Regions from separate parts of the Homo sapiens genome. Here region 1 is linked to region 2. Evidence: read pairs that join two places in POLR2A ChIA-PET (ENCODE). Cell type or tissue: endothelial cell of umbilical vein. All regions are shown on one strand. Links, peaks and the distances in the headings refer to the core of each region. The heading gives the core; the rest is flanking DNA. Region 1 overlaps KLHL24 (kelch like family member 24). Region 2 overlaps MCF2L2 (MCF.2 cell line derived transforming sequence-like 2).

Region 1 (2,916 bases), core at 92-2,591, 380 kb after region 2:
TTGAGGAAGATCAGTTTACAACAAATAAAACCAAGAATGACTTTTTGCTCTTAAAAACAGGTACAAGGCCAGGCGCGGTGGCTCACGCCTGTAATCCCAGCACTTTGGGAGGCCGAGGCAAGCAGATCACCGGGTCAGGAGATCGAGACCATCCTGGCCAACATGGTGAAACCCCATCTCTACTAAAAAATACAAAAATTAGCCAGGTGTGGTAGTGGGCAACTGTAGTCCCAGCTACTCAGGAGGCTGAGGCAGGAGAATCACTTGAACTCGGGAGGCGGAGATTGCAGTAAGCCGAGATCGCGCCACTGCACTCCAGCCTGGTGACAAAGCAAGACTCCGCCTCAAAAACAAAAAACAAACAAAAAGCAACAACAAAAAAAACACAGGTACAAGATGACATGGAATGATTTACAAAAGATCCACCAGAAGATACCTTTAATCATGTCATATTTTAAATGCTCTCAAATGCATGTAGAATATGCTGTAATTTTTTAAACTTTACCTCTTTGCAAGTCAGAAGTACTCATAGAATTAAGCATTTCTAATTCACCCATGTTTTCTGAAATTCTCCGCAAAGTTTATGAAATAAGATTTGCTTTAAAATTCTTAACTTGAACTTCTTTATGATTGTGATATGTTACCTTTAAAATTAGAAAATAAAATGACAGACTTGTACAAAGTATAACTATAGTATCTATGATGGGAAGTCTGTTAATTGGTAAAATAATTTCACCAGCTTTGCAGATTATTATATATATTATCCACACTGAGAAATATAACAATACATACTTTATTTTTTACAATAGTATGCTTTTTGAAAAATCGGTCAATTAAAAAAAAAACCTTTAGAATAATACCATTATTTGCGTGCTTCTGATGTCTTACTCTTAAATTAACAATCTTTTATGTTTGTAAAATTCACATCCTATATTTAATTATTTTGGATCTATAATTATCACTTATCAAGATAACAATTGGTAAAGTTTAAATTTTCTCTGTAGAACTATTTCCATTAAATTTCAAGAGGTCTTTATTTATTGAGCTGAATTCTCAAATTCTTGAATTAGATGAATGAATTCCATGTTTTCTTTACCTATGCCTTGGTGGCACAGATCTCTTGGTGACAGCTATATCATGATAAATTATCGTGTGTGCATTGTTTTGCATTTCAAGGTGGAAGAATCAACAGCCGTGATGTCTGGATTTATAACTCACAGTTAAATATTTGGATCAGAGTTGCCTCTCTCAATAAAGGCAGATGGCGTCACAAAATGGCTGTCCTCCTTGGTAAAGTAAGAGAAACCACTTTTTATTACTATTGCTGGTACCTTTCCAAAGTAAATACCACAGCTGAATCTTTCATTTTACTCACCCTCTGGGTATTTTGGATTCAAATTGTATTTCCTTCCATTTCTAACCTCAATAGATAAACCAAAGATATAAACAATATGACACTGTACTTTTGAATGGATATTTTGTTCTCCTAATTTGGAATTCATGGCAGTGTAGCACATTTCTCTTCTCATGCATCACTGAAGTCCAAATGCCTAAGAAGCATTGGAAAATAAAGGAGTTACATCAAATACAGACAGGCCAATGTCTAACCCACGCAGTTTGTTTTCTTTTTACTAACTTTGCAAGTCAGGCAGAGATATATTTGTCCAAAGTCATGTATTTTATCTTTTTTATTTTAAATAAATATTAAGATAAACTCACTAACAGGCCAGGCACGTTGGCTCACGCCTGTAATCCCAGCACTTTGGGAGGCTGAGGCGGGCAGATCATGAGGTCAGGAGATCGAGACCATCCTGGCCAATGTGGTGAAACCCCATCTCTACTAAAAATACAAAAAATAAGCTGGGGTTGGTGGCGGGTGCCTGTAGTCCCAGCCACTCAGGAGGGTGAGGCAGGAGAATCGCTTGAACCCGGGAGGCGGAGGTTGCAGTGAGCCAAGATCGCACCACTGCACTCCAGCCTGGCAACAGAGCGAGACTCCATCTCAAAAAAATAAAAATAAAAATAAAAAAACTCACATTTTTAAAGAAAACCTATTTTTGACTGCAGCTAATGATTATTATAAACAATACATTATTTGGGTTCTAAACCATCTACTGTCTGTAGGAACCTGAGAATCAAACTTTTTTTTTTTTTTGAGACAAGGTCTCTTACTCTATTGCCCAAGCTGGAGTACAGTGGCATTATCTAGCTCACTGCAACTTCTGCCTCCCCAGTGCAAGTGATTCTCCTGCCTCAGACACCTGAGTAGCTGGGATTACAGGTGTTCGCCACCACACCTGGCTAATTTTTATATTTTTAGTAGAGGCAGGGTTTCGCCATGTTGGCCAGGCTGGTCTCCAACTCCTGAGCTCGTGATCCTCCCACCTCGGCCTCCCAGAGGGCTGGGATTATAGTTATGAGCCACCGCACCTAGCCAGTTTCCAAACTTTTTAAAAGCAACTACAGGTGGAGTTTCCAAAATGCTTGGGACCAGAAGTGTTTCTGATTTTGGATATTTTTTTTTTCTTTTGTTTTTAGACAGGTTCTCACTCTGTTGCCCAGGCTGGAGTACAGTGGTGCCATCACTGCTCACTACAGCCTTGACCTCCTGGACCCAAACTATCCCTTCTACGTCAGCCTCCCAAGTAGCCAAGGCCACAGGTGTACACCACAATGCCTAGCTAATTTTGTATTTTTTGTAGAGATTGGGTTTCTCCACATTGCCCAGGCTGGTGTTGAACTCCTGGGCTCAAATGATCTGCCTGCCTCAGCCTCCCAAAGTGCTGGGATTACAGGCATGAGCCACTGCACTGGGCCAAATATTTTGGATTTTTTTCATATTTTGGAATATTTTCATTATATTCATTGAGCATCCCAAATCAAAAAATCCAAGATCTGAAATGTTCCAATGAGCAT
Region 2 (2,916 bases), core at 275-2,774:
TCCCAGCACTTCGGGAGGCCGAGGCGAGTGGATCACGAGGTCAAGAGTTCAAGACCAGCCTGACCAACATGGTGAAAACCCGTCTCTACTAAAAATACAAAAATTAGCCGGGCATAGTGGCGCATGTCTGTAGTCCCAGCTACTCAGGAGGCTGAGGCAGGAAAGTCACTTGAACCCGGAGGTGGAGGTTGAGTGAACCAAGATTGTGCCACTGCCCTCCAGCCTGGGCGACAGAGCAAGATTCCGTCTCCAAAAAAAAAAAAGGAGGGGGTGGCAATGAGACAGGGAACTGCTCTGGGTCCAACTCCCCTCACATAGCCCCAACCCCCATATCCACCCCACAAACCTCCACCTCCCCACTTCCAGCCTCTCCAGTTTCAAAGTGACGCTTACCAACACGCAGGCTCTCCAGGAGCACCTTGAAAGGTAACTTCTTACATCTTTCCAAAACACTTATAATCTAATTGTTCTTTCTCCCCTATATTTTGAAGAAATGCATGCTCTCAAAATTGAAAAAAACGCCTAGAGGAATTTTGTAAAAAAATTATATTTTTCCAGTTTCTCCAAAGGACATATAAACCCTTTTTAAACTTAGATTTTGAAAAGTCCCAATAGCTGATTTTCAATCGATTATTGAAATTGTTTTTTTTTTCTTCCCTAAAGGGGAGATACCAACCTTTGAACAAAATTAAATTAACTTTTCCCCAAAGTTAAATGATTTTACTTTGTGATTTTAGGAATGTGTAGAAAGTGATTTCAGTTCCAACTCTTTTAAAGCAAGGGTATCTGGGCCAGGCGTGGTGGCTCCCTCCTGTAATCCTAGCGCTTTGGGAGGCCAAGGTGGGGCAGATCACCTGTGGTCAGGAGTTCGAGATCAGCCTGGCCAACATAGAGAAACCCCATCTCTACTAAAAACACAAAATTAGCTGGGTATAGTGGTGCGCGCCTGTACTCCCAGCTACTCGGGAGGCTGAGGCAGGAGAATCGCTTGAACCCGGGAGACGGAGGTTGCAATGAGCTGAGATCACGCCACTGCACTCCAGCCTGGGCAACAGAGTGAGTCTCTGTCAAAAAAAAAAAAAAAAACAAACAAGCAAACAAACAAACAAAAACAAGGGTATCTGGTAATTTAAGGTGAAAGTATTATTCACTATTATAATCAATTTTCTTAAAAACAGGAGCTATTAGGCCCAATTCTGAGGAGAGAAAAAAAAGCAGATTTCAAGGGCCCGTGCCACCTTCTTTGTTTAAAGCATAGAGAATGATAATAAAATGTTAAAGGTTCAGCATTTTCTGGCATTGTAAATTTAATTAATTAATTATGTAAATTAATTATGGAAATGAGAAATAAAGTGAAAAGGTATGTCAAGTAAGAATCAATAATTATCAAAACGTTCTCTACCAAATGGGATGCAGGGGAGAAGGGTGAGAAGAAGGGAAGGAAATAAAGGCAAAGGCATTTGCCCACAGCCTCAGTCCAGGGTGTTCTACATGACGCAGCCCCAGAGTAAAAAATACTAGCCACAGGAATGAGTGGCTCTGTCTTCCTCTCCAGAACTGACGGGCAAAAGAGGGGGAACCTCACCTTTTTTTTTTTTTTTTTTTTGGAAACTCACTGGGTTTTGATATGGAGAACAGGAAGAGAATCTACCCTAGCAGCACATTCACAGATGGTTTGTCTGCCCTATTTGCTCCATCTCCCTGGCTCTTCCTAGCACTTCTTTTCCTACTTTCCATTTTCATTGGCCGCAAAAGCCACTTAAATATTCCTTTGGAAAACTGGGCAGTCTGTCCCCTTTTTAAAACCACAACTATTTCCAGGAGAGTTAAAGGGCTTTCGGACTGCCCATCATTCATGCATTGTGGTGAACTAGCTCAGACTGCCTCTACCTTTAGTCCAGATCAGCTGCCTTGGGAGGGCGATTCCTGGAGGAAAGGATGAGGAGAGGAAGGTTTTAGGACATCGTATGGACTGAAGCCCCGTTGGAGGGGAAGGGCAGGCTTGAGGAACAAGCCTCAGTGTTCCTGAGGCTTTGTGGAAATGAGAAATGAATAGAGAAAGATAAGAGACTGGATCCTAAATGCAATTTTGCCTATTTCAAAATTTTCACAGGGTCTTTTTTTTTTTTTTTTTTTGAGACAAGGTCTTGCTCTGTCACCCAGGCTGAAGGGCAGTGGTGTGATCATAGCTTCCTGAAGCTTGCAGCCTCGAACTCCTGAGCTCAAGCGATCATCCTGCTTCAGCCTCCCAAAGCGCTGGGATTACAGGCATGAGCCACCACCCCCAGCCTCAGGGTCTTTTTAATCCCTAAGATCTTAAATTTCCCAGCTACTATTGTTAGTAATGAGTTCAATTTACTTACTGGTTAAATTGGCTTTTATTATTATTATTATTTATTTTATTTTATTTTATTTTATTTGAGACAGAGTCTTGTGCTGTCGCCCAGGCTGTGGTACAGTGGTGCAATCTCAGCTCACTGCAAGCTCTGCCTCCCTGGTTCATGCCATTCTCCTGCCTCAGCCTCCCGAGTAGCTGGGACTACAGGCACCCGCCACCACGCCCAGCTAATTTTTTGTATTTTTAGTAGAGACGGGGTTTCACCATGTTAGCCAGGATGGTCTCGATCTCCTGACCTCATCGTCTGGACTAATACTCTAAACGCTATTGGCAATAGTTTGTTTACAGGAAAAACATCTTCTTATAAAGCTGACTGCAAATGTTTTAATAAATTTGCAAATATGTAATTCTGTTTAAAATATCAGGAAGTGAGAAACATGTTATGTGATAACTCTTTCCCATTCCCGAACCAAGAAAATGTAAAGGCAGTAAGTGTGCCAAGGACACTGAAAGGAAGCTGCCCGTACATCTTTGAATCTTCTCAGGCTGTTTGGTTTCATCTGATTTTAAGCTCCATG

The links. Peaks named below come from ENCODE experiments on the same cell type or tissue, not always from the same donor. Only the 100,000 strongest peaks of a DNase experiment are listed, where the experiment ranks them.
Region 1: POLR2A ChIA-PET joins it to region 2 with 6 read pairs; 3 of 35 experiments call an interaction of 5 or more read pairs at or near these places.

What each region holds. Positions count from the first base shown.
Region 1 is chr3:183,663,745-183,666,660 of GRCh38, forward strand. It overlaps KLHL24 (kelch like family member 24), which reads left to right. Exons shown (of 8, transcript NM_017644.3): 5 at 1,177-1,295. Among named protein-coding and RNA genes, the nearest start is that of KLHL24, 30 kb to the left of the region's middle. In endothelial cell of umbilical vein, for the core only: no CTCF peak of the experiment used is centred there; a DNase peak (open chromatin) is centred at 1,367.
Region 2 is chr3:183,279,777-183,282,692 of GRCh38, forward strand. All of the region lies in intron 14 of MCF2L2 (MCF.2 cell line derived transforming sequence-like 2), which reads right to left. Among named protein-coding and RNA genes, the nearest start is that of B3GNT5, 28 kb to the left of the region's middle. In endothelial cell of umbilical vein, for the core only: no CTCF peak of the experiment used is centred there; no DNase peak of the experiment used is centred there.